5 separate regions of the Homo sapiens genome follow, and all the other regions are linked to region 2. Evidence: read pairs that join two places in POLR2A ChIA-PET (ENCODE). Cell type or tissue: OCI-LY7. All regions are shown on one strand.

Evidence for each region. Peaks named below come from ENCODE experiments on the same cell type or tissue, not always from the same donor. Only the 100,000 strongest peaks of a DNase experiment are listed, where the experiment ranks them.
Region 1: POLR2A ChIA-PET joins it to region 2 with 5 read pairs; 7 of 35 experiments call an interaction of 5 or more read pairs at or near these places.
Region 3: POLR2A ChIA-PET joins it to region 2 with 6 read pairs; 3 of 35 experiments call an interaction of 5 or more read pairs at or near these places.
Region 4: POLR2A ChIA-PET joins it to region 2 with 5 read pairs; 3 of 35 experiments call an interaction of 5 or more read pairs at or near these places.
Region 5: POLR2A ChIA-PET joins it to region 2 with 6 read pairs; 4 of 35 experiments call an interaction of 5 or more read pairs at or near these places.

Annotation. Positions count from the first base shown.
Region 1 is chr12:110,486,545-110,491,544 of GRCh38, forward strand. It overlaps FAM216A (family with sequence similarity 216 member A), which reads left to right. Exons shown (of 7, transcript NM_013300.3): 5 at 1-173; 6 at 1,317-1,399; 7 at 3,475-3,841. The coding sequence ends at 3,593. VPS29 (VPS29 retromer complex component) reads right to left here. Exons shown (of 4, transcript NM_016226.5): 4 at 4,539-5,000. LOC124903016 (a long non-coding RNA gene) reads right to left here and starts at 2,749. Exons shown (of 3, transcript XR_007063459.1): 1 at 2,365-2,749. In OCI-LY7, no CTCF peak of the experiment used is centred here; no DNase peak of the experiment used is centred here.
Region 2 is chr12:110,560,577-110,565,576 of GRCh38, forward strand. The region is part of intron 1 of PPTC7 (protein phosphatase targeting COQ7); the gene reads right to left. Among named protein-coding and RNA genes, the nearest start is that of PPTC7, 20 kb to the right of the region's middle. In OCI-LY7, no CTCF peak of the experiment used is centred here; DNase peaks (open chromatin) are centred at 1,285 and 1,935; H3K4me3 peaks cover 1,247 bases; H3K27ac peaks cover 2,072 bases.
Region 3 is chr12:110,364,912-110,369,911 of GRCh38, forward strand. LOC124903014 (a long non-coding RNA gene) reads right to left here. Exons shown (of 2, transcript XR_007063457.1): 2 at 4,911-5,000. Among named protein-coding and RNA genes, the nearest start is that of ANAPC7, 36 kb to the right of the region's middle. RefSeq lists enhancers at 866-1,734, 1,735-2,602. In OCI-LY7, no CTCF peak of the experiment used is centred here; DNase peaks (open chromatin) are centred at 2,740 and 3,760; H3K4me3 peaks cover 549 bases; H3K27ac peaks cover 1,084 bases.
Region 4 is chr12:110,813,986-110,818,985 of GRCh38, forward strand. No RefSeq gene overlaps it. Among named protein-coding and RNA genes, the nearest start is that of CCDC63, 31 kb to the right of the region's middle. RefSeq lists an enhancer at 1-129. In OCI-LY7, no CTCF peak of the experiment used is centred here; no DNase peak of the experiment used is centred here.
Region 5 is chr12:110,702,448-110,707,447 of GRCh38, forward strand. It overlaps a transcript of HVCN1 not described here. Among named protein-coding and RNA genes, the nearest start is that of HVCN1, 16 kb to the left of the region's middle. In OCI-LY7, a CTCF peak has its summit at 2,475 (motif pointing right); a DNase peak (open chromatin) is centred at 2,484.

The DNA.
Region 1 (5,000 bases), 74 kb before region 2:
CATCACAGAAGCCGCCTTAGCTCCCGTTACTCACAGAAACAGCATTACCCTTGCACTACATGGCGACATCAACTGGAGAGAGAGGACTCGGGGTCTTCTGATATCGCAGCTGCATCTGCACCTGAAATGCTCATACAGCATTCCCTTTGGCGGCCAGTGAGAAACAAAGAAGGGTCTGTTTCTTAGTGTAAAAGGGGGGAAATGCATCTCAGTTTAATTTTTTTTTTTCTCAGACAGGGTTTTGTTCTCTCACCCAGGCTGGAGTGTAGTGGTGTGATACAGTTTACTGTATTCTCAAACTCCTGGGCTCAAGCAATGCTCCTGCCTCAGACTCCCAAGTAGCTAGGGCTAAAGGCACAAACCACCATGCCCTGCTAGTTAAAAAAAATTGTTTGTACAGAAAGCATCTCACTATGTTGGCCAAGGTACTCTCACCTCCGCCTCCCAAAGCACTGGGATTACAGGCGTGAGCTACTGTGCCCAGCCTTCCCCATCTCTTTTGAAGGGTAGCTAAGTGATATTAATGGTTGTGTTCCCTAATATATTCACTTTGCTAAATTCAGAATAGGCTGGACTTTTAAAAAGCAGAGATACTTTTTTTTTTTTTGAGACCGAGTTTCGCTCTTGTTGCCCAGGCTAAAGTGCACTGGCGCGATCTCGGCTCACCGCAACCTCCACTTCCCGGGTTCAAGCGATTCTCCTGCCTCAGCCTTCCTGAGTAGCTGAGATTACGGGCATGCGCCACCATGCCCGGCTAATTTTGTATTTTTAATAGAGACGGGGTTTCTCCATGTTGGTCAGGCTGGTCTTGAACCCCCAACCTCAGATGATCTGCCCGCCTTGGCCTCCCAAAGTGCTGGGATTACAGGCATGAGCCACCATGCCTAGCCGAGAGATATTTTCATACTTTTTCTTTACTGCACTGATAAGAATATGCCACTTCTTTTAGAATATATTTTGTGGAATTATAAAAATTTCTTTATCAGATAGAGTTATGGATGACTGCCCTTTTCAATATAATTCCCACTCAACCTCAAAATAATGCAAATACTTTCAAAAGGAGAAGAATATGGTTGGTTATGCACAGGGGAATACTATATAACAGGGAGAGGAAAAAGATTAAGCAGCATGAGTATTGAAATTGCACTGCAGCAGCTTTACATGTCAGGGTTAAGAAATTACAGGAGAATCTGGGTGCTGAAAGGGTCTTTTTGGTGATGTTGGCAGCTAATAAAACAAATTTGTGTGGTCTTCCACATGCCCTAGGCAGCTGTTCACTTTGCTGGCTCCAACTAAGATACTTCCCTTTCTTATAGGATAAAAACTGGATATGCATCTAAAACAAGATGTAAGTCACTGAAGATTTTTAGAAGACCAAGGAAACTGTTCATGCAAACAGGTAAATGTGGAAATTTAACAATATTCATTTTTTAAGATCTTATGCTTAAAAATACTATACCAAATACAATTTCATTTCTATTATGAAGATATTAACAAATTTAGAATATGATTTGCTTTTATTGTCACAAATAAAAAACCAAACATAAAATATAGTTTATGCTTGCAATTAAAAGAACATACTGGGCCAGGCGCCACGGCTCACGCCTGTAATCCCAGCACTTTGGGAGGCCGAGTCAGGCAGATCACCTGAGGTCAAGAGTTCGAGACCCGCCTGGCCAACATGGCGAAACTCCCATCTCTATTAAAAATACAAAACTTAGCTGGGCGTGATGGCAGGCGCCTGTAATCCCAGCTACTTGGGAGACTGAGGCAGGAGAATCGATTGAACCTGGGAGGCGGAGGTTGGAGTGAGCTGAGATTGCGCCACTGTACTCCAGCCTGGGTGACAGAGTGAGACTCCATCTCAAAAAAAAAAAAAAAAAGAAAAGAAAAGAAAAAAAGAACATACTGCTCAAAAGAGTAAGATTCAAGGTATTTCTAATGCTAAAGATACTTACAATATCAAGGTCAAAGACTTAGTAGAGAATGAATTCGTCTGAACCCAGAACCACAAACATGACCTTCTCAAGCAACAGCACTTCTTTTATGAGTTAGTGCTATTTTTGGATGAACATATTTTGTATAGCATCTATTAGTTTACAAAGTGCTACATCTCTTATAGTAGGCCCTTCTTATCCATGGGGAATATGTTCCAAGACCCCCAGTGGATGGCTGAAATCTTGGATACTACTGAACCCTATACTTTGTTATTTCCTAAAAAACACATATCTATGATAAAGTTTTAATTTATAAATTAGGCACATAAAGAGATTAACAACAATAAATAATAGAACAATTTTATAACAATATACTGTAATAAAAGTTATGTGAATGTGGTCTCTCTCAAAATATCTTATACTGTACCTTGGAAAGCAAGACTGTGGATAAGGAGGGACTTCTGTATACCATTTTGTTTGATATTCAACAAAACAGTGGAGGCAAGCCAAGCAGGTGATATTATCAAAATTTTACAGCTGCAACTCAGACAAATCCAGACTTTGGAAGGATCAGCATAAAGGATCCTTCTACCACAAGAACAAAATACTGCAAAATGAAAAAGGGAAGACAGACCGAATGATCAGAAGTATTCCTCAGAACTGATAATGTTAAATCATGTTAAGTAGTTTCCTAGTTATCAGCATAGTGAAGTAGGGAGGTGGGTAAGAAGTAGGGAAGTTGGCCAGGCGCAGTGGCTCATGCCTGTAATCTCAGCACTTTGGGAGGCCAAGGCTGGCAGATCACCTGAGGTCAGGAGTTCGAGAGCAGCCTGACCAACATGGAGAAACCCTGTCTCTACTAAAAATACAAAATCAGCCGGGCGTGGTGGCACATGCCTGTAATCCCAGCTACTCGGGAGGCTGAGGCAGGAGAATGGCGTGAACCTGGGAGGCGGAGCTTACAGTGAGCCAAGATCGCGCCACTGCACTCTAGTCTCCAAAAAAAAAAAAAACTGAAGTAGGGAAGTTAGGCCTTCTGAATTGATATCCCATCACTGTATGACAGTGTTAGCCAGCTTTGCTGTAAATATCGTACCATGCCTATCCAAGAAATGAGGGAAAGGGCAGGAGAGAAGGGGTAAGTCAGGTTCCAAAAGGTACAGTTAGCGGAAACTGTAGGGGGGGGAGTCCCTGTGGTCCCCAATAGAAGAGATGAGAAGGAACTAAATGAAAATGCAGAGATTCTGAAGATGTAACTGACCACTTTAATTTCCCCCAACTGAAAGATTTTGAAAATCAATGGTAAAACAGGACTTAGTAACAAGAGAATTTGCTGTACAGTAACTTGGCTAGAATACAGTATTGTGTATCTTAAAGAGTAAGAAACTTGGGGGAAGGATGAGGTGACTAAGAGCCTTGAAAATTGCAGGCAATTTGTCTTTACTACAGGCTTATTAATAAGCCAGGTCATTTTGAAAGTTGTACTTAGAGCTTTATTTCCAAAACAGACAATTGTAAATTCTTATTTTTCCTTCAGTTTCTTCAGATGATTCTGAATCACACATGAGTGAAGAAAAAAAGGAAGAAGATTTACTAAATAATTTTATGCAATCAATGTCAATTGAAGAACAGGGAGAACATCTGATGTTAACTTGACAGTCTTGTCTCGTGTATTGAATTCGTGCCAAAGGTGAGGGTAAGGGGTTGTGAGTTGTGTCCTGTATGTTTAGGATGGTATTGTTATTTATTAAATCATTAAGTAATTTTGGTTTGTTCAGAAACTTAAAACAATGTAATTGGTCTGATGTAGTTCCATGTACCAATGATAGTTATGTAAGAAAATTTACATGTAACATATACTTGTACTTCTAGCTAGATACAATTAAAACTTTTCTTGCATTCAATATTGAATTACTTTTCTTTAAATCTGACAAATGCATCGTATTTCTTCTTTCTGTGTTCATAGTAAGTCCTAAAACAGCAATATTAGAATATCCTACAAGGGCCAGGCGCAGTGGCTCATGCCTGTAATCCCAGCACTTTGGGAGGCCGAGGCGGGTGGATCATGAGGTCACGAGTTCGAGACCAGCCTGACCAACATGGTGAAACCCCCGTCTCTACTGAAAATACAAAAATTAGCTGGGCATGTTGGTGTGTGCCTATAGTCCCAGCTACTTGGGAGATTGAGGCAGGAGAATTAGAATTGCTTGAACCTGGGAGGCGGAGGTTGCAGTGAACCGAGATCACACCACTGCACTCCAGCCTGGCAACAGAGCGAGACTCCGTCTCAAAAAAAAAAGAATATCCTACAAGTATTTTTTTGATTGGGCTAAGGGAAGCTTGGAAATATCCAGATACAGAATAGCATTTGACAGAGATGATGCTCTGACTTGCAAAGTAGGTGATCAATAAATATTTGCTATTTGAATACAACTTTAAAATGTAAATACACATTTTCCCTATCTTATGAAATTACCACATAAATAACTTGGGACTCTCGGACTAGATTAGGTTGGGAGTAGTTACACTAACAAGAGGATTCTTTACGTTATATATTACTCTAGTATGCTTCCTTGCTAAATTTGTTTTTTTTTTGTTTTGTTTTGTTTTTTTTTGAGACGGAGTTATGCTCTTGTTGACCAGGCTGGAGTGCAATGGTGTGATCTCGGCTCACTGCAACCTCCAACTCCAGGATTCAAGTGATTCTACTGCCTCAGCCTCCCGAGTAGCTGGGAATACAGGCATGTAGCACCATGCTGGCTAATTTTGTATTTTTAGTACAGACAGGGTTTCACCATGTTGGCCAGGCTGGTCTTGAACTCCTGACCTCAGGTGATCCACCTGCCTCAGCCTCCCAAAGTGTTGGGATTAGGGTGTGAGCCACTGTGCCCGGCCCCTAAACTTGTATTTTTAAAACTTTTATTAAACCTTGAAAAATGGAAATAGCAACAGTTTGAAGAATCACTGTTAATGTCGGCATGGTATATTATTTAGCAAATAAAATCTGAGTCCAACATTATGACACAATGTAAGAGAAGAGCTCTGAAAGGTCATCTCGTCCAC
Region 2 (5,000 bases):
CCATCAACATGATGTTGCAATTATTTTAAACCCCTCCTACTGCACTCATCTTCAGACTGACATGCAGTTACCTACAAAGCAAACGTTTTCTAGAAGAACGCGATGCCTAGAGAATAAATACTAAACTTCAATTTTAATATAAGCATCAATGAAGAAAAACAATTTGATTTTGTCCAAAAATGTATTTAATGTACACTCTGGAAGAATTTCAAATATTAAGTAGTATCCAAAGGTAATAGCTTTATTCCTTGCATCTTTGATGATCTCAAGGCATCTTACATCAAGCCTCGCATTCCAAAGAAGCATACTGGCTCTACATGGATTGTCTTTCCATCAGTGAAACACATCTCCTGCCTACTAGGATGGGTACTTGATAGTGAGTTGAAACTCTAGAGGAGAAACTGAATAAGAATCTGGCAGGATCACAATAATTGAATAACAGAAGTATCAGGAGACCCTCTGCACTCTAAGGAATAAGGGTATCTGCTTTTACAGACTTTCTGCAGTAAGGGGCCATCTAATGAGAAAGGGGGCTAAGCAATATTTATTGCAGTACGACAGGCATCTTTTCAGATGCTGAGGCTTTTCAAAGACTTTAGTGTTCTCAGAGCCAGCCTCATTTGTCTAAAGACATCACAGCATGAAGCACTGTAACTAGAAAAAAAATGAGATCAGAGTAGAAACTCAATTTCCTATCCAATGGAACAGATCACATTTATATCAACATTTCTTTTTTTTTTCTTTCTTTCTTTTTTGAGATGGAGTCTCACTCTGTGGCCTAGGCTGGAGTGCAGTGGCGCAATCTCAGGTCACTGCAACCTTCGCCTCCCAGGTTCAAGTGACTCTCCTGCCTCAGCCTCCCGAGTAGCTGGTATTACAGGCACCCACCACCATGCTTGGCTAATTTTTCTATCTGTAATACAGACATGGGGTTTCGCCATGTTGGCCAGGCTGGTCTCAAACTCCTGACCTCAAGTGATTGCCCCCCAACACAGCCTTGGGCTCCTAAAGTTCTGGGATTACAGGCATGAGCAACCGCATCCAGCCTATATCAACATTTCTTAAACCTCAACTATTTGGGCACTTAAGAACGCTCCCGACGGGGTGCAGTGGCTCATGCCTGTAATCCCAGCACTGTGGGAGGCTGAGGCGGGTGTATCATTTAAGCTCAGGAGTTCAAGAGCAACCTGGGCAACATGGTAAAACCTCCGTCTCTACTAAAAATACAAAAAATTAGCCAGGCATGGTGGCACACACCTGTGGTCCGAGCTGCTTGGGGGACAGGGGTAGAAGGATCACTTGAGCCCGGGAGCTGTGATCGTGCCACTGTACATGAGCCTGGGTGACACAGCAAGACCTGCCTCAAAAAAAACCCCAACAAAACAAAAAACACTCCCCTGTGATTCAAGACTGTGAAATGTTGTATCTGCAAATAATTATCCCAAACGGAGAGTCGCTTGAGCCAGGAGGTTGAGGCTGCAGTGAGCTATCACTGTGCCACTGCAATCCAGTCTGGGTGAAAGAGCAAGACACTGTCTCTATTTTAAAAATGAAAAAAATTAGCCATGCCTGGTGGCGCATGCCTGTAGTCCCAGCTACTCGGAAGGCTGAGGCAGGAGAATCGTTTGAACCCAGGAGGCGGAGGTTGCACAGGGAGCTGAGATCGCACCACTGCACTCCAGCCTGGGCAACAGATTGAGACTCCATCTCAAAAAAAAAAAAAAAAAAAAAAAAAAAAAATCCAAAATGAATGAAAAGCAGGATGACTGAAAAAATATATTCAACAAATATATTCTGTCAAGTTATACAGAAAAATGTCATGTGCTTTTTGACTAACAACAGTCCTTTCAGTTCTATGGAGGTAAAATTATATAGATTATGCTGCACTTCCTGTTTTAACAAGCAAGTGAAATACTCCCTTTGCAAGAAGTTTCCGGCCCAGTGCAGTGGCTCACACCTATAATCCCGCACTTTGGGAGGCTGAGGTAAACAGATCACTTGAGGTCAGGAGTTTGAGACCAGCCTGGCTAACATGGTGAAACTTCATCTCTACTAAAAATACAAAAATGACCCAGGTATGGTGGCGCATGACTGTAATACCACCTAGCTGGGTAACTGAGGCAGGAGAATCGCTTGAACCCAGGAAGCAGAGGTTGCAGTGAGCTGTGATTGAGCCACTGCACTCCAGCCTGGGTGACAAAGCGAGACTCTGTCTCAAAAAAGAAAAAAGAAGAGGAAAAAAAAAAAGAAGAAAGATGTTTCTGGCCAGTCGCGGTGGCTCATGCCTATAATCCCAGCACTTTGGGAGGTCGAGGCGGGTGGATCACCTGAGGTCAGGAGTTCGAGACCAGCCTGGCCAACATGGCAAAACCCTGTCTCTACTAAAAATACAAAAATTAGCTGGACTTGGTGGTAGGCACCTGTAGTCTCAGCTACTTGGGAGGCTGAGACAGAATTGCCTGAACCTGGGAGGCAGAGATTGCAGTAAGCAAAGATTGCGCCATTGCACTCCAGCCTGGGCGACAGGGTGAGTGAGACTCCATCTCAAAAAAAAAAAAAAAAAAAAAAAAAAGAAGAAGAAGAAAAAAGAAGTTTCCATTCCACATTAATCACAATGAAATCTGTGTCTTTTGATTCTCCAGAGATCAAGACTACGTCAAGAACAAGATCTCTAAGCAGAAGTTAATTCAAAAGTGAAGGTAATGAAGCTCAAAGGATGGACTGAAAAGTTCAACCCTGTAATAAAACATGTGAAAATGGCCGCATGAGGTGGCTTACGCCTGTAATCCCAGCACTTTGGGAGGCCAAGGCAGGTGGATCACCTGAGGTCAGGAGTTCAAGACCAGCCTGGCCAACATGGTGAAACCCCATTTCTATTAAAAATCAAAATTAGCCAGGCGTGGTAGCACATGCCTGTAATCCCAGCTACTCAGGAGACTGAGGCAGTAGAATCCCTTGAACCTGGGAGGCAGAGGTTGTGGTGAGCCGAGACTGCGCCACTGCACGCCAGCCTGGGCAACAAGAGCGAAAATCTGTCTCAAAAAAAAAAAAAAGTGTGAAAATGGAAACTATAGGCAAAACTCAAACAACAAAATCAAAGCTGTAGTAAGCGGTTCATTTTGTGTTTGAGAATTCCAAACAAAATAGTTAGCTATTCCTTGCTAGCTTAGTAATTATGAGACAACTTAAGAATTAATCAAATTAATGAGCCTCCACATACACTTACACCTATGTCTAGAATACTTCATTAACTAGAGAAGATAATTTCCAGACTATTCTGGGCAGTTGCCTTGTCTTAAAAAGCAGTGAAAAGTGCTGACATGAGGATTAGGAAACAATTGTGTGAAGGCAAAGAAACTTAAAGTCATCCTTTTAAAAATAAAAATGTTCTTCCTTTAACTTCAATAATTCTGTTTAAATACCAATACTTAATGTGGAATTATCTATTCTGGCTCAACTGTGGCTTGGGAACTTGTGCAAATTACAAACTTGGTATGAATCACTGGTCTGCCTTCCACAAACTGCAGAGTTGAAGGTTAAGTTACTGAAAAGGTCACTTCACTCCTTTCTGGCCTGCAACAGTATCTTCCTCAAATGCCAAATGCTGTTAGCAATGTTTCTGGACAGGAGGAGGCAACAAACAAATCATCTGGGAGGTCATACTTATTGTAAGTTATGAATAGCAGAGACAGGGCACTAATTATGTTACAGAAGTAAGGGCCTCTATTAAAGCTGTGGCTTCAGTTTGTTTTCAGGTGTTAGAAAATGTCACATAATACCAAATAATTCAAAAATTAAGTAAGGAAGTAACAAGCAATTAAGACCAGCTATCTGATATATGCCTACTTGTACTGGCCCTTTAGGCTGGGGAGAAGATTTTCCTTCTGTTTATAATTTACAAGATTAGATCTAGAATTCTTGTCAACCTGATATTTATGACAAGCCATATATCCTTGACCTAACCCCAAAGAAGATACTATTTACCCACTGCTTTCTTCACCCTCTATAAAAATAAGGGCTGGCCTTGACTAAAATAGGCACCCTCTGGGAGAGGTCTATAGTCACATGCGGCCTGGCACAAATGTAACTTTTTTTTTCCTTTAAACGAGAACATCATTCCTTTGAATAGCCTGCCAAGTGTAGAACTGTCTCTTAATTTCTGAACACTAATTTATATACACATATATATACACGTATATATATACATACACGTTATATATATATACACGTATATGTATATGTGTATATATACATACACGTTATATATATATACACGTATATGTATATGTGTATATATACATTGTTTTTTTTTTTTGAGATGGAATTTCACTTTTGTCGTCCAGGATGGAGTGTGATGGCACAATCTTGGCTCACTGCAACCTCCACCTCCTGGGTTTAGGAGACTCTCCTGCCTCGGCCTCCTGAGTAGCTGGGATTACAGGCACCCGTCACCATGCCCGGTTCATTTTTTGAATTTTTAGTAGAGACGGGGTTTCACCATGTCAGCCAGGCTGGTCTCAAACTTCTGACCTGAGGTGATCCACCCGCCTCAGCCTCCCAAAGTGCTGGGATTACCCACCACGCCTGGCCTATATTTTTTACTCTATACATTGTTCAACTAAGTAATGATCTTTGAGTAGTAGGACAATGAGTACTTTTTTTTTCTTTTTCATACTTTTTTTGTTTTGTTTCGTTTTTCAGACGGAGTCTCGCTCTGTCGCCCAGGCTGGAGTGCAGTGGCATGAACTTGGCTCACTGCAACCTCCGCCTCCCAGGTTCAAGCGATTCTCTGCCTCAGCCTCCTGAGTAGCTGGGATTACAGGCGCCCACCACCATGCTGGGATAAGTTTTGTATTTTTAGTAGAGACGGGGTTTCACCATCTTGGCCAGGCTGGTCTTGAACTCCTGACCTTGTGATCCATCCCGCCTTGGCCTCCCAAAGTGCTGGGATTACAGGCGTGAGCCACCGTGCCTGGCCCATACTTTCCAATTTTTTAGCA
Region 3 (5,000 bases), 200 kb before region 2:
CACACCACTACACACTCCAACCTGGGTGGGAGACTGAGACTCTGGCTCAAAAAAAAAAAAAAAAAAAAAAAGGCTGGGCATGGTGGCTCATGCCTGTAATCCCAGTACTTTGGGAGGCCGAGGCGGGCGGATCACGAGGTCAGGAGATTGAGACCATCCTGGCTAACACGGTGAAACCCCATCTCTATGAAAAATACAAAAAATTAGCCAGGCGTGGTGGCGGGCGCCTGTAGTCCCAGCTACTCGGGAGGCTGAGGCAGGAGAATGGTGTGAACCCGGGAGGCGGAGCTTGCAGTGAGCCGAGATTGCGCCACTGCACTCCAGCCTGGGTGACAGAGCAAAACTCCATCTCAAAAAAAAAAAAAAAATTATCTGGCCATGGTGGGGTGGGTGCTTGTAATCCCAGCTACTTGGGAGACTGAGGCAGGAGAATTGCTTGAATCTGGGAGGCAGAGGTTGCAGCGAGCCAAGATCAAACCACCGTACTCCAGCCTGGGTGACAGAGCAAGATTCTGCCACAAAAGAAAAAAAAAAGTGTTGTTTAGGATAAAAATGTGGTAAAAATAAAAATGAAACAAGGGAACAATGGTATTATTTTACAGATAAGAAAAATGAGGTTGTTATTTACCCAAGCTTCAAAAGACTTTCAGGGTCACAAAATAAAAGAAGTAATAAAACAAAATTCACTCATGGGTACTTCTGGCAGGAGTGGGGCTAGAGGAGTAGGGCCAGCTGGGATCAGCCTGGCGCACAGGCGTGTGGGGGTCCTGGAAATGTTCTATTTTGTGACCTGGGTGGTTGTGTACACATTTTTCCTGTGGTTTTGTAAACACTTCTACTATGCTTTCACATGCTTCTGTATGTATGCTGTATTTCACCAATGTCCCATTTTTATTAAAATAATCAAGAAATCCCTGCCAGGCCCCAGGCAGGCTCTTGGCCTGGGCTCACTGGAGGTTCATTATGCACAGGGACCACTCTCCCAGATCTGCTCAGGGGTCTCCACACAGCCTTGACTCAGAGAGGGCCCCTCCCTGGCCTCCCCTAGGAGGACAGAAGCTGCCTCCAGGTCACTGCGTGGCTTGTGTCTATGCCCAGCATTCTGGAACAAGCTCCAGTAGGGGGATATACACGAGGTCACCTCTCTCCCTTCCTGTCACACTAGTAGGCTTCACCAAACAGCAGCAGCACAGATGTGGGGAGTGGCCTGGGCCTGCAGGGGTCCTGGTGTCAGCTCGTTTGGGCCCCTCAAGGCTGGGGCTTCAGTCTGGGAGCCACCTTGTCTGAAGGACAGACCCCTGCTGGCTGTGGTTCCTACTCAATTCCTAGACCAAACCTCTGTTGCCCCATGGAGACTGATAGGGAAGATGGGCCCGTGGGCCGAGGGGCCAGCTGACTAGGTCATGGGTAGAGGATGACCCAAACATGAAAAAAATAACTTCCCTGGGCCTCTTGCTTACGCAAGACCAGGCCCAGCACTTAGGGGTTCAGGTCAAATCCACTGATCTAGTGCCAAAGGGGTCCTAGCCCACAGGGCAGAAGGCAAGGTTACCATCCTCAGGGATGCTGGCCTGACAAGGACCAAGGTTTAGCCCTCAGAGGCTGCTCCCCACCCATACACCCCTCCGAGGGCTCCAAGTGCTGCCACCCCTGCTACAAGGCCCCTTTCATGTTATGCCCCCACCTGACGACAGTGGAAGACCCAACTCTCTGAGTCTTATACCAAAGGAACATGGAGGTACAGAGAACCCAAGGGAGCTGCCCATAGCCACACAGCCAGTGACAGGCCATGAGGCAGAGGCAGAGGCTTCCCGAGGGTGGAGAGAGGCCCTCCCCCAGGCCTCAGCCCTCCTAGTGAGGAGGGTGGGTACCTCTGAGGCGGCACTGAAGGAGGGGGACTCAGGGACGATACAAGCAGCCAGCACCCCCCCGACCCCAACACACACAAAACCTCATCAAGCACAGTCTCCCTCAGCCCTCAACAGGGGAGGAACTGACCTCAGTCCAGGAAATACCCCAACTGCAGAGCCAGGCGAGGGGGAGGGACCCCAAATCCCACAGCCAGGAGAAAGCTAAGGGGGAGGCCTGAGAGGATCGCAGAGAGCACAAGCTCCTAGCTCCAGCAAGAGGAAGCGGAGCAGACGCTCAAGAGACTGCAGAGCTCCTGGTTTGCCCCTAACCTGAAGCCCACGGAGGGGCTCCCTGGGTAGACAGGGTGGCTGCCGGGCTAACCTGGGCATATGTGTTTGCCACGCAGAGAGGACAAGCCAGCCAGGTCCCTTGAAAGTTCCAAAAAAGATTATACTCTCACTCCAAAATCCCCCTGCTGAGAATTTACCCAAAGAAGGAAAAAAAATAGCACAAAGGAGGTCACCAGAGGGTTGTTTATAAAGAGAGAGACACTGGAAGATTTAAGTGGCCAGCGAGAGCTGTGTCGTGACGCGCTGTCCTTGCCAGACTGTCTGCAGCCTTTAGACAAAGCAAGGCTGAGGCCTGCAGCAACAGACGGTGAGGCGGGCTTAGTGTGGCTGTTTTCTCTGGAACAGAATATATGATACAATTGCAGAGAGATCCGTTAAGACCATACTGAAACTCCAGGGCAGGAGGCTCTGGACAGACGAAAACAGCTAATGTGTCCATCTGAGACTCAGTGCACTCATCTGTGAAAGCGGCCAATTCTACCTCTCCAACTTCAGGGGGTGTGAGGCTGAGATGTGGTAATGTAGGCAAAGGCCATGCCTCGTGGCCTGTCTCAGAGGAGCACTCACAAAATAGCAGCTGGGGCCGGGCGCCATGGCTCACACCTGTAATCCTAGCACTTTGGGAGGCCAAGGCGGCCAGATCATGAGATCAGGAGTTCGAGACCACCCTGACCAATATGGTGAAACCCCGTCTCTACTAAAAATACACAAATTAGGCAGGTGTGGTGGCCCATGCCTGTAATCCCAGCTACTCGGGAGGCTGAGGCAGGAGAATTGCTTGAACCTGGGAGGTGGAGGTTGCAGTGAGCCGAGATAGCACCACTGCACTCCAGCCTGGGCAACAGAGTGAGACTCTGACTCAAAATAAATAAATAAATAAATAAAAATAAAGAAAAGAAATAGCAGCTAGGGGCCAGGGTGCGGTGGCTCACACCTGTAATTCCAGTGCTTTGGGAGGCCAAGGCCCGCGGATCACCTGAGGTGAGGAGTTTGAGACCAGCCCGGCCAACATGGTGAAACCCTGTCTCTAGTAAAAATACAAAAATTAGCCAGGCGCGGTGGCGCATGCCTGTAATCCCAGCTATTCAGGAGGCTGAGGCAGGAAAATCACTTGAACCCAGGAGGGGGAGGTTGCAGTGAGCCAAGACTGTGCCACTGCACTCCAGCCAGGGCGACAGAGCAAGACTGTCTTAAGGAAAAAAAAAAAAAAAAAAAAAAAAAAAAAAAAAAAAAAAGGCGGGTGCAGTGGTTCACGCCTGTAATCCCAGCACTTTGGGAGGCCAAGGCAGGCGGATCACCTGAGGTCAGGAGTTTGAGACCAGCCTGACCAACATGGAGAAACCCCGTCTCTACTAAAAATACAAAATCAGCCGGGCATGGTGGCACATGCCTGTAATCATGTGCCAGATGGAGAGTGAAACTCCGTCTCAAAAAAAAAAAAAAAAAAAAAAAAAGGAAGAAAGAAAAAAGAATAGCAGCTAAGGCAAATAAAAGCAAGGGAGTACTGATCAAATCTGAGGTTGGTAAAAACAATAAAAACCAAATGAAAGCACTTAATGATAGTGGTGCTGATGAGGGGCAGGCAAACAGGCACTTGCACCTGTTATTGTTGGAGGGTAATCGGGCAGCACCCATGAGACATGTCAATGCACACAATCTGAGACCCAGGAATTTCACTGCAAGGAACTTGACTTCTGCATATCCTTGGAATATTATGGCAAAATATGTTCATGACAGCACAGACTGAAATAATTATGTTCAAGACTGGAAAACAAGTGTCCACCAGTAGCAGAAGGGTTGCGGAAATTGTTCCTTCTGCAGAATGGATTCTGCAGTACTGATGATTAAGGGGTGCACTGACGCTGCACAGAATGTCCCTGTGCACAGCACGGCCTCGTATTTTTTTTTTCATACGGGGTCTCTGTCGCCCCAGCTTAAGTGAAGTGGCACAATCTCGGTTCACTGCAACCTCCACCTCCTGGGTTCAAACGATTCTCCTGCCCTACCCTCCCAAGTAGCTGAAACTACAGGCGACCACCACCCACGCCTGGCTAATTTTTGTATTTTTAGTAGAGACGGGGTTTCACCGTGTTAGCCAGGATGGTCTAGATCTCCTGACCTCAGGTGACCCACCAGCCTTGGCCTCTCAAAGTGCTGGGATTACAGGCATGAGCCACCGTGCCTGGCAGAATATTTTTTATAATATATATAGTTAAGGAAAAGCACAAAACTATTTTTACAAAAGTAGAACCAGAAACTTATTTTGGGGAGAGACAATAAATTCAGTGGATTGGGAAGTAGATGTATTTCTAATTTTATGCCTTCCATGGTTTAATTTTTTTTTTTTTTTTTTGAGAGGGTGTCACTGTGTTACCCAGGCTGGAGTACAGTGATGCAACCACAGCTCATTGCAACCTCCACCTTCTGGGCTCAAGCAATCCTCCCACCTCAGCCTCCTGAGTAGCTCCCGTGTGCATTGAAGCTGGGACCATAGGGACACACCACCATGCCCAGCTAATTTAAAAATTTTTTTGTAGACATGGGGTCTATGTTGCCCAGGGTGACCTTGAACTCCTGAGCTCAAATGATCTGCCCACCTCAACCTCCCAAAGTGCTGGGATTACAGATGTGAGCCACTGCACCTGGCCTGAATTTTTTAAACATGTGTAACTTTAGGTAACACATATATATTACAAATACACACCATAGTTCACATAAATTAAGATGTGTTTACTGGAGTTATCCAGATGGCAGGCTTACAGGTCATTTCTTAATTGTCATAAAACATATATAACATAA
Region 4 (5,000 bases), 250 kb after region 2:
GTTCAGAGAGGTGACATCACTTATCCCTTATTGCTTAGTTAGGAAGTGGCTGAGCTGGGATTTTGTTGTTTTTTGAGACAGGATCTCACTCTGTCACCCAGGTTGGAGTGCAGTGGTGCCAACATGGCTCACTGCAGCCTGGAACTCCTGGGCTCAGGTGATACTCTCACCTCAGCCTCCAGAGCAACTGTGACTACAGGTATGCGCCACCATACCCAGCTTATTTATTTATTTTTGGGACAGAGTCTCACTCTGTCGCCCAAGTTGGAGTGCAATGGAGTCATCTCAGTTCACTACAGCCTTGACCTCCTGGGCACAGGTGATCCTCCTGCCTCAGCCTCCCAAGTAGCTGGGACGACCCGCATGCATCACCAAGTCTGGCTAATTTTAAATTTTTTCTTGGTCAAGGCTGGTTTTGAACTTCTGGGCTCAAACAATCCTCTCATCTTGAACTCCAAAGTGTTGGGATTACAGGCATGAGCCACCACACCCAGCCTTGAGCTGGGATTTGAACCTAAGCCTGTCTGACTGCAAACAGGCTTTCACTGTGTTTGCTTAACCATTGTGGCATCCCTCTCACCAGGGATCAAATAAGGTCCAGAAAGTTCTGGAAGGAACCCAATTTCATGAATGAGAAGCACGCAATTTGACCCAAACACCAGCTTAACTGAGGCTGTGATCTGGCTGTGTTGGGGTGCGCCCCATCTGTTAGGTGGTCTTTAGACCTCACCATCTGCAGCTGAGTACATGCTGGAGCCAGATGGCTTGAGTTCGAATTGTGGCTCTGCCATTAACTAGCAGTGTGACCCTGGGCAGTCCTGGGTGTCTTCTGGTGGCCTCCCCAGATCCCTTCCCTGCCCCTTCCACTTTCTGGGCACCTGGGAGTTTGCCCTCTGCTTTTGGGTGGATTTGGCCAATTGGGAACCTGGACGGAATAGAGGGCAAGAGGGGAGGGGGCTCACGATGTTCATTTTCCCAGCTCCTTCTGGTGGGGACACCATACATTCTTCCACTGAAGGCCACGGTTTCAATCAGGCCTCTCTCCCAGCCAGGACAGCCACTGGGTCTGGTTTTGGAAGCCTCCTCTTCTAAAACACTCCCTCCTGTCTCCTTTAGGGCTGCAGTGCTAACAGCTCCCTGCTGTTTTTTTGTTTTGTTTTGTTTTGTTTTGAGATGGATCTCACTCTGTACCCCCAGGCTGGAGTGCAATGGTGTGATATCTCGGCTCACTGCAACCTCTGCCTCCTGGATACAGGCGATTCTCCTGCCTCAGCCTCCTGAGTAGCTGGGACTACAGGTACCTGCCACCATGCTTGGCTAACTTTTGTATTTTTAGTAGAGACATATCACCATGTTGGCCAGGCTGGCCTTCAACTCCTGACCTCAAGTGATCCGCCTGCCTCGGCCTCCCAAAGTGCTGGGATTACAGGCGTGAGCCACCGTGCTTGGCCCCAGTAGCTACTTTTATTGAGTGCTTACTATGAGCTGAGATTTGTGCTATACCCTTTGTATTACTCAATTCCTCCTCACAATCCTACAAGGTAGGTACAGTCACCATCCTGTTTTACAGATGAGGAAACTGAGGTTCAGGCAACTCAAGCAACTTGTTCAAGGTTACACAGCCGAGAAAACATTGAGACCCTAGGCTCAGGCTGTAGCCACTACCCTGCCTCTGCAGCATGAAGGCAAATATGTGGTCTGAATGGGAATTCATGATACAAGAGGGCAGTATTGTGTCAGCCTGGCCCTGGTTTTGGGACCTGAAACGTTTGGGGCATTTTTGGGTGGGTGGTAGGTGACAGTGAGATGTTTTGCTCTGACACATGCCCAGGGTCACCTGGTCCAATTCCTGCTCAGCTACTTCCAAGCCTTGTCACTCTGGCAAGTTCCCTAACCGCTCTGTGCCTTAACTTATCCTTCTGTAAGATGGGGATAACCACATTACCTGCCTCAGAGGTAATGTTGTGAGGGTTAAATGAATGAATGTATTAAAGAGCTCAGAGCAGCATCTGGTAAATATTTCATTACATTAATGTTAGCTATCATCATCATCATCATTGTCATCTCACCTGTTGGACAACCCATGTGTGTGTGACTGAGGAAATGGAGCATCTTTGGCGAATTCCCTCCTTCCCTTGCTGCCTGGATCTCATCTGGTGCAACTGAGCTGGTCTCTGCTGAATTATTTTACTTCTTTGTCCTCTGCAGCCAAATGGAGACCTCTCCCTGACTCTGCCTGGCCTTCAGACACTTTCAGAAGGCGGTTAACACCATCTGGCCTTGAGAATTCTGAGTCTTTATATTTCAGGATTGAGCTGAGACCTTTGTGAAACATCATCTCTGGGAGGGCCAGCCTGGGCCCAGCTCACAGACATAAGCTGTCCTCATATCCCAACTTCTCATTGACTCACACACGCACTCAGTGCTTTATTGAGCACCTAGTGTGTGTCAGTTGCTGGGCAAGGTGCCAGGGCTGTACTGTAGCAAGGAAAACAGGAGACAAGGTCCCTGCCATCATGAAGCTCATGTGCTACAGGGAGTGACAGACAGCAGGTAAGTAAACAATAACAAATGAATATATAATAGCAGAGAAAAATAACAGCAATGGAAACAAGCAAAGCAGGGGAAGAGGGTTAGACAGTGACTGGGATGGGGAGGTGGATGGTATGTGAGTATTTTAAACTCAAGGAGGTGCTTCTTCCTGGGATGCTCTGGGATATTCTGGGATACCTGAGATAGCCAGGTAAAATCCACTAGGAATTCGTTGCTGACACTGAGGCAGGAGAATAGCGTCTGCAGGCAGGGAAACTAAGGTCAGTTCATGCTGACTTCCTAGAACTAAATCAAAAGGAAAGTCCCAACTTTCCAAGCCCAAGTAACAAAAGGACCAGAGGAACAAAGGACCAGAGGCTGGACTGTGCCCAGCCTGTTCTTCCTACAATCTTTATGCAGATATAGATGAATGTGAAAACAAGAGAGTTTTAAAAAGTCTGAAAGGAGCTAGTTAGAATGTCAATAGAGGTTGCTCACAGAACTGTAAGAGGCAGAGGAGATAGAGGGTGGAACTTCGTTTCTGAGCCTGGCTGCCTGGGTTCATATCCTAGCCTTGCCACTTGCTAGCTGTGAGAAGAGGGCAAATCACTTCACCTATGTATGCCTCAGTTTCCTCATCTGTAAAATGGTGCAATAATGACATGCAGGTATGAGATTATCTTCCTATTTATAAAGCACTTCCAACAGATCTAGTACGTAATGAATCCAATCTAAGTGTTTTTTTCTAACTGTGTTGAAACAAGTGGGCATGAAAAGATTCCTTTTCCACCCTGAGCTACAGATTGAGAAGTTTTTGGGGCTGGGTTCTGCTACCTGTATTAAATATATTTTTTTAAATTAAAAACCTTTTGTTATAGAAAATGTTGAACATACATGAAAGTAGAGAGAATGTTACCTTTTTTTCTAAATTGAGATGGAGTCTCGCTCTGTCGCCCAGGCTGCAGTGCAGTGGCGCGATCTCGGCTCACTCCAAGCTCCGCCTCCCAGGTTCACGCCATTCTCCTGCCTCAGCCTCCCGAGTAGCTGGGACTACAGGCGCCCGCCACCACACCTGGCTAACTTTTGTTTTTGTATTTTTAGTAGAGACGGGGTTTCACCGTGTTAGCCAGGGTGGTCTCGATCTCCCGACCTTGTGATCCACCCGCCTCGGCCTCCCAAAGTGCTGGGATGAGCCACCCACTACAGGCGCCCACCACCACGCCCGGCTAATTCTTTGTATTTTTAGTAGAGATGGGGTTTCACAGTGTTAGCAAGGATGGTCTAGATCTCCTGACCTCATGATCTGCCCGCCTTGGCCTCCCAAAGTGCTGGGATTACAGGCGTGAGCCACCGCGCCCGGCCAGGTGTTTGTTTTTATCCTCCTATTTTTTCCATTTCTAGCACTTTCCATATCTGTAAAATAGGATTAATAATAGTACCTATCTCATAGGGTTATTGTGAGAATTAAATGAATTAATGCTTATAAAATGCTTATAAAATGTTAAAAAACACGGCCTCCCAAAGTGCTGGCATGAGCCACCATGCCCGGCCACAATTTTTTATTTTGTTTCTTTTCTTTTAAGACAGAGTCTTGCTCTGTCGCCCAGGCTGGAGTACAGTGGCACCATCTCAGCTCACTGCAACCTCTGCCTCCTAGATTCAAGTGATCCTCCTGTCTCAGCCTCCCGAGTAGCTGGGACTGCAGGCATGTGCCACCATGCTCCACTAATTTTTTGTATTTTTAGTAGAGATGGGGTTTAACCATGTTGGCCAGGCTGGTCTTGAACTCCTGACCTCAAGTGCTCCATCTGCCTTGGCCTTCCAAAGTGCTGGGATTACAGGCATGAGCCACTGCACCTGGCCTATTTTTTTATTTTCTTGAGACATGGTCTCCCTCTTTTACCTAGGCTGGAGTGCAGTGGCACGATCATGGCTCAGTCACCTCAAACACCTGGGCTCATGGGATCCTCCCACCTCAGCCACCTGAGTAGCTCAGACTATGGGTGTGCACTACTGCACCCAGCTAATTTTCTAATTTCTTTTGTAGAGACGGGGTCTTGCTATGTTGCCAGGGCTGTTCTTGAATTCCTAGGCTCAAGAGATCCTCTTGCCTCAGCTTCCCAAACTGCTGGAATTATAGGCATGAGCCACCTTCCTTGGCTCAGAATATTATAATTAACCTTTGTACACCCATTGTTCATGTCAATGATTAGCAACTCATGGTGACACCTGCATTTTTAACAAGGCCCTGGTGCACACTACATCTTGAGAAACCCCCAGTGGAATTCCAGGACGCTCCTGAGGCTGTTACTGGAAAGGGGTCCCGATCCAGACTCCAAGAGAGGGTTCTTGGATCTCTCGGAAGAAAGAAGTCGAGTGAGTCCATAGAGTAAAGTGAAAGCAAGTTTATTAGGAAAGTAAGGGATAAAAGAATGGCTACTCCATAGACAGAGCAGCCCTGAGGGCTG
Region 5 (5,000 bases), 140 kb after region 2:
AGGGCAAGACAATACAATAAACTATTTAATTTATTATTATTATTATTATTTTTGAGACAGAGTCTTGCTCTGTCACTCAGGCTGGAGTGCAGTGGCATGATCTTGGCTCACTGCAACTGCTGCCTCCCGGGTTCAAGCAATTCTCCTGCCTCAGCCTCCCAAGTAGCTGGGATTACAGGTGTGCGCCACCATGCCTGGCTAATTTTTGTATTTTTTTTTTTTTTGAGATGGAGTTTTGCTCTTGTTGCCCAGGCTGGAGTGCAATGGCACAATCTTGGCTCACTGCAACCTCCACCTCCCGGGTTCAAGTGATTCTCCTGCCTCAGCCTCCCGAGTAGCTGGGATTACAGGCATGTGCAACCATGCCCAGCTAATTTTGTATTTTTAGTAGAAATATGGTTTCTCCATGTTGGTCAGCCTGGTCTCGAACTCCTGACCTCAGGTGATCTGCCCGCCTCGGCCTCCCAAAGTGCTGGGATTACAGGCATGAGTCACCATGCCCAGCAATTTTTGTATTTTTAGTAGAGTCAGGGTTTCACCATGTTGGCTAGGCTGGTCTTGAACTCCTGACCTCAAGTGATCCTCCTGCCTTGGCCTCCCAAAGTTCTGGGATTACAGGTGTGAGCCACCGCACCAGGCCCAGTAAACTATTTTAAAAAATGCAAGGCTTGGTGCAGTGGCTCCCAGCGCTTTGGGAGGATCATTTGAGCCCGGGAGTTTGAGACCAGCCTGGGCAACATAGTAAGGTCATGTCTCTACCAAAAAAAAAAAAAAAAAAAAAAATTAAAAATTAGCTGGATGTGCTCTGGTGCATGCTTGTAGTCCCAGCTACTTGAGAGGCTGAGGTGGGAGGATTGCCTGAGCCCTGAGGGTTGAGGCTGCAATGAGCTGTGATCCCACCACTGCCCTCCAGCTTAGAAGACAGAGTGAGATCCTGACTCTAAAAAAAAAGGAAAAAAAATTAAAAATTAAAAAAAATTTAAAAAATCATCTTGTGGCGATCCAAGCAGAAATATTTATACATAAAATGGTATCTAAGACTTCAAAATAACCATATTGGGCGAGTGCCGTGGAGATGAAACAAATTTGGCTCCAACTTGATGCCTGCTAAGGCTGAATGATAGGTATGTGGGGCTTCAGAAGTACTCTTCTACTTGTGTATATATTTGATTCTTTTTCAGAGTTAAAACAAATAAAAACGACCGCCCCACTTTGTTTATTTATTTATTTCCCCCCGCCTCTCTCTTTTTTTTTTGAGACAGAGTTTCACCTCATCGCCTAGGCTGGAGTGCAATGGCATGATCTCGGCTCACTGCAACCTCTGCCTCCCAGGTTCAAGCGATTCTCGTGTCTCAGCCTCCCAAGTAGCTGGGATTATAGGCGTGCGCCACCATGCCTGGCTAATTTTTGTATTTTTAGTAGAGATGGGGTTTCACTATGTTGGCCAGGCTTCTCTCGAACTCCTAGCCTCATGTGATCTGCCCACCTCGGCCTCCCAAAGTACTGGGATTACAGGTGTGAGTCATCACGCCTGGCCTATTTTTCTCTTTTTTAAAATGTATTGTTTCTCTTATTAAAAATTTTTTGGGACCTCTCCAGTTTGATTGACAATTTGACTGCATGAAATTTATCCAACAGAGATCACCTAAGTTGAACATGTGTACGCCTAAGTATGGGCCAGGATATTCCCTCTGGCATGATTTATAGTAGCAAACAAGGGCAAACAACCTAAAAGTCCGTCCATGGGGGGTGGTTAAATAAATGATGGTAAAGCCATACAAAGGAATATTGTGTGGCTCTTAAGAAGAAGGTAGCAATATGTACACATAATACAGAATAATCCCCAAGATTTATTATTTAGTATAGGTTAATATACTCACTTAAATAGAAATGTAGAAGTGTATACAAAAAATAGTGTGGGCCAGGCATGGTGGCTCACGCCTGTAATCACAACACTTTGGGAGGCTGATGCGGGCAGATTGCTTAAGCCCAGGAGTTTGAGACCAGCCTGGGGCAACATAGCAAGACCCTGTCTCTACCAATAATTAAAAAAAAAAAAAATTAGCCAGGTGTGGTAGTGCGTGCCTGTGGTCCCAGCTACTTGAGAGGCTGAGACGGGAGGATCACTTGAGGCCAGGAGTTGGAAGCTGCCGTGAACTATGATTGTGCCACTGCACTATAGCCTGGGCATCAGAGTGAGACCCTGCCTCTAAAAAGAATAAAGTTAAAAAACAAAAATAGAACACACCTCCCCAGGTAAACAAATGCAGGGGTAGTAGCTAAAGCACTGTCACTGTAAATGAACAGCCACACCTGGTGACTAGTAGGCCCCCAGGTATCCCCCTGGGCTGGGTTTCAGGGATGGGGCCCTGCCATTCCTTCTGGCACAATCCTAGAGCTGGCCTAGGGTCCACTGAGCTCACTTGCCTCTTTTGGCCCCGATGCAGTGGGCACTTCTCCACCTGCACATGTTCACCTCCAGGAGGCAGGCTGGGAAAGAAGCTTGTTACAAAGAACAAACGTTTCCAGGTAAACACTGTCAGCTGTGATGGCATAAAACAGGTCCCCATGTCTGATCATACGGTTTTTTTTCCCCACACACGTTTTTTCTATTGTACTTTTGGCTTCACGCTTCTCTATTTTCAATGAAGTGAAGAAGAACCTTATTTCAATAAGCTTTTTGAAAAATTAGAATCAGGGGCTGAGTTGAAAGAATAGAATGAAATAGAGCTCTACAATGTATTAATATGGGAAATCTACAAGATACAGTAAGTAATGAAAACAATGACTCGATGTCATTTGTTAGGAAGATAGGTACTTATACACGCTGGCACAAAAAACAAACAGGGACAGTTTCCTCTGGGGAGGGATCAGGGGCAAAGGGACAATTTAATTTCACATTTTAAAGTGTCTGCATTTTTGTTTTAAAAGACTGTTTTCCAGCCTGGGCAACATGGAGAGACCCTCACCTCAGGTTCGGGAGGCTGAGGTGGGGGGATTGCTTGAGCCTGGGAGGTTGAGGCTGCAGTGAGTCGTGATTGCACCACTGCACTCCAAGCCTGCGCAACAGAGCAAGACACTGTCTCAAAAAAAAAAAAAAAATTGTTTACAGTGCTTTTATGTTCATGGCAAAATTGAAAGGAAGGTACAGAGATTTCTCATATACCCTTTGCCCCCACTCCATGCATAGGAGTATTTGGATCTTTAAACCATGATTTACATGCTATAACATTTATTAAAAAATTAATTTAAAATGTTAAAATATGCTAAAAGAAAAGAAAAGAATCTGGGAGGCTGAGGTGGGAGGGTAGGAGGATCGCTTGACATCAAGGCTACCGTGAGCTGTGAGTGCACCAGGGCAATCCAGCCTGGGAGACAGAGTGAGACCCTGTTTCAAAAAGAACCAGTAATTGATTTGTTGACTGCATGAAATTACTTTCCTGGCTGGGCGCGGTGGCTCACGCCTGTAATCCCAGCACTTTGGGAGGCCGAGGCAGGTGGATCATGAGGTCAGGAGATCAAGACCATCCTGGCTAACACGGTGAAACCATGTCTCTACTAAAAACACAAAAAATTAGCCAGGCGTGATGGAGGGCGCCTGTAGTCCCAGCTACTCGGGAGGCTGAGGCAGGAGAATGGCATGAACCTGGGAGGCGGAGCTTGCAGTGAGCCGAGATCGTGCCACTGCACTCCAGCCTGGGTGACAGCGAGACTCTGCCTCAAAAAAAAAAAAAAAAAAAAAAAAAGGAAAAAAAGAAATTACTTTTCCTTCAGTTTCCTAGTTGGCTCTGTGTTACTTCTGGAAAGCTTGTGGATCTCTGTGGAACAGAATTTCCTAACTGTGCTTTTAGCAAACTATCAGCTACATGATGGTAGGGGGATGGAGTTCTTGTTTTGTTGTTACTGTGTTTTACACCTTTCATCAGTGCTACCTGGATTTGGTGGCAGGAAATAGTCAAACAATAAAAATAATACCTAATATTTGCTGCCTATTATGTGTCTGGGTTCTTTCCATGTACTAATTTATTTAGTCTCAGAGTAACCATTGATATAGATGCTGCTATCCCTATTTTTTTATTATTATTATACTTTAAGTTCTAGGGTACATGTGCACAATGTGCAGGTTTGTTACATAGGTATACATGTGCCATGTTGGCTTGCTGCACCCATCAACTCGACATTTACATTAGGTATTTCTCCTAATGCTATCCCTCCCCCAACCCCCCACCCCCCGACAGGCCCCTGTGTGTGATGTTCCCCACCCTGTGTCCATGTGTTCTCATTGTTCAACTCCCACTTACGAGTGAGAACATGCAATGTTTGGTTTTCTGTTCCTGTGTTAGTTTGTTGAGAATGATGGTTTCCAGATTCATCCATGTCCCTTCAAAGGACATGAACTCATCCTTTTTATGGCTGCATAGCATTCCATGGTGTATATGTGCCACATTTTCTTAATCCAGTCTATCATTGATGAACATTTGGGTTGGTTCCAAGTCTTTGCTATTGGGAGTAGTGCTGCAGTAAACATATGTGTGCATGTGTCTTTATAGTAGAATGATTTATAATCCTTTGGGTATATACCCAGTAATGGGATCACTGGGTCAAATGGTATTTCTAGTTCTAGATCCTTGAGGAATCGCCACACTGTCTTCCACAATGGATGAACTAATTTACAGTCCCACCAACAGTGTAAAAGTGTTCCTATTTCTCCACATCCTCTCCAGCACCTGTTGTTTCCTCACTTTTTAATGATCGCAATTCTAACTGGTGTGAGATGGTATCTCATTGTGGTTTTGATTTGCATTTCTCTGATGACCAGTGATGATGAGCATTTTTCATGCGTCTGTTGGCTGCACAAATGTCTTCTTTTGAGAAGTGTCTGTTCATATCCTTTGCTCACTTTTTGATGGGGTTTTTTCTTGTAAATTTAAGTTCTTTGTAGATTCTGGATATTAGCCCTTTGTCAGATGGGTAGATTGCAAAAATTTTCTCCCATTCTG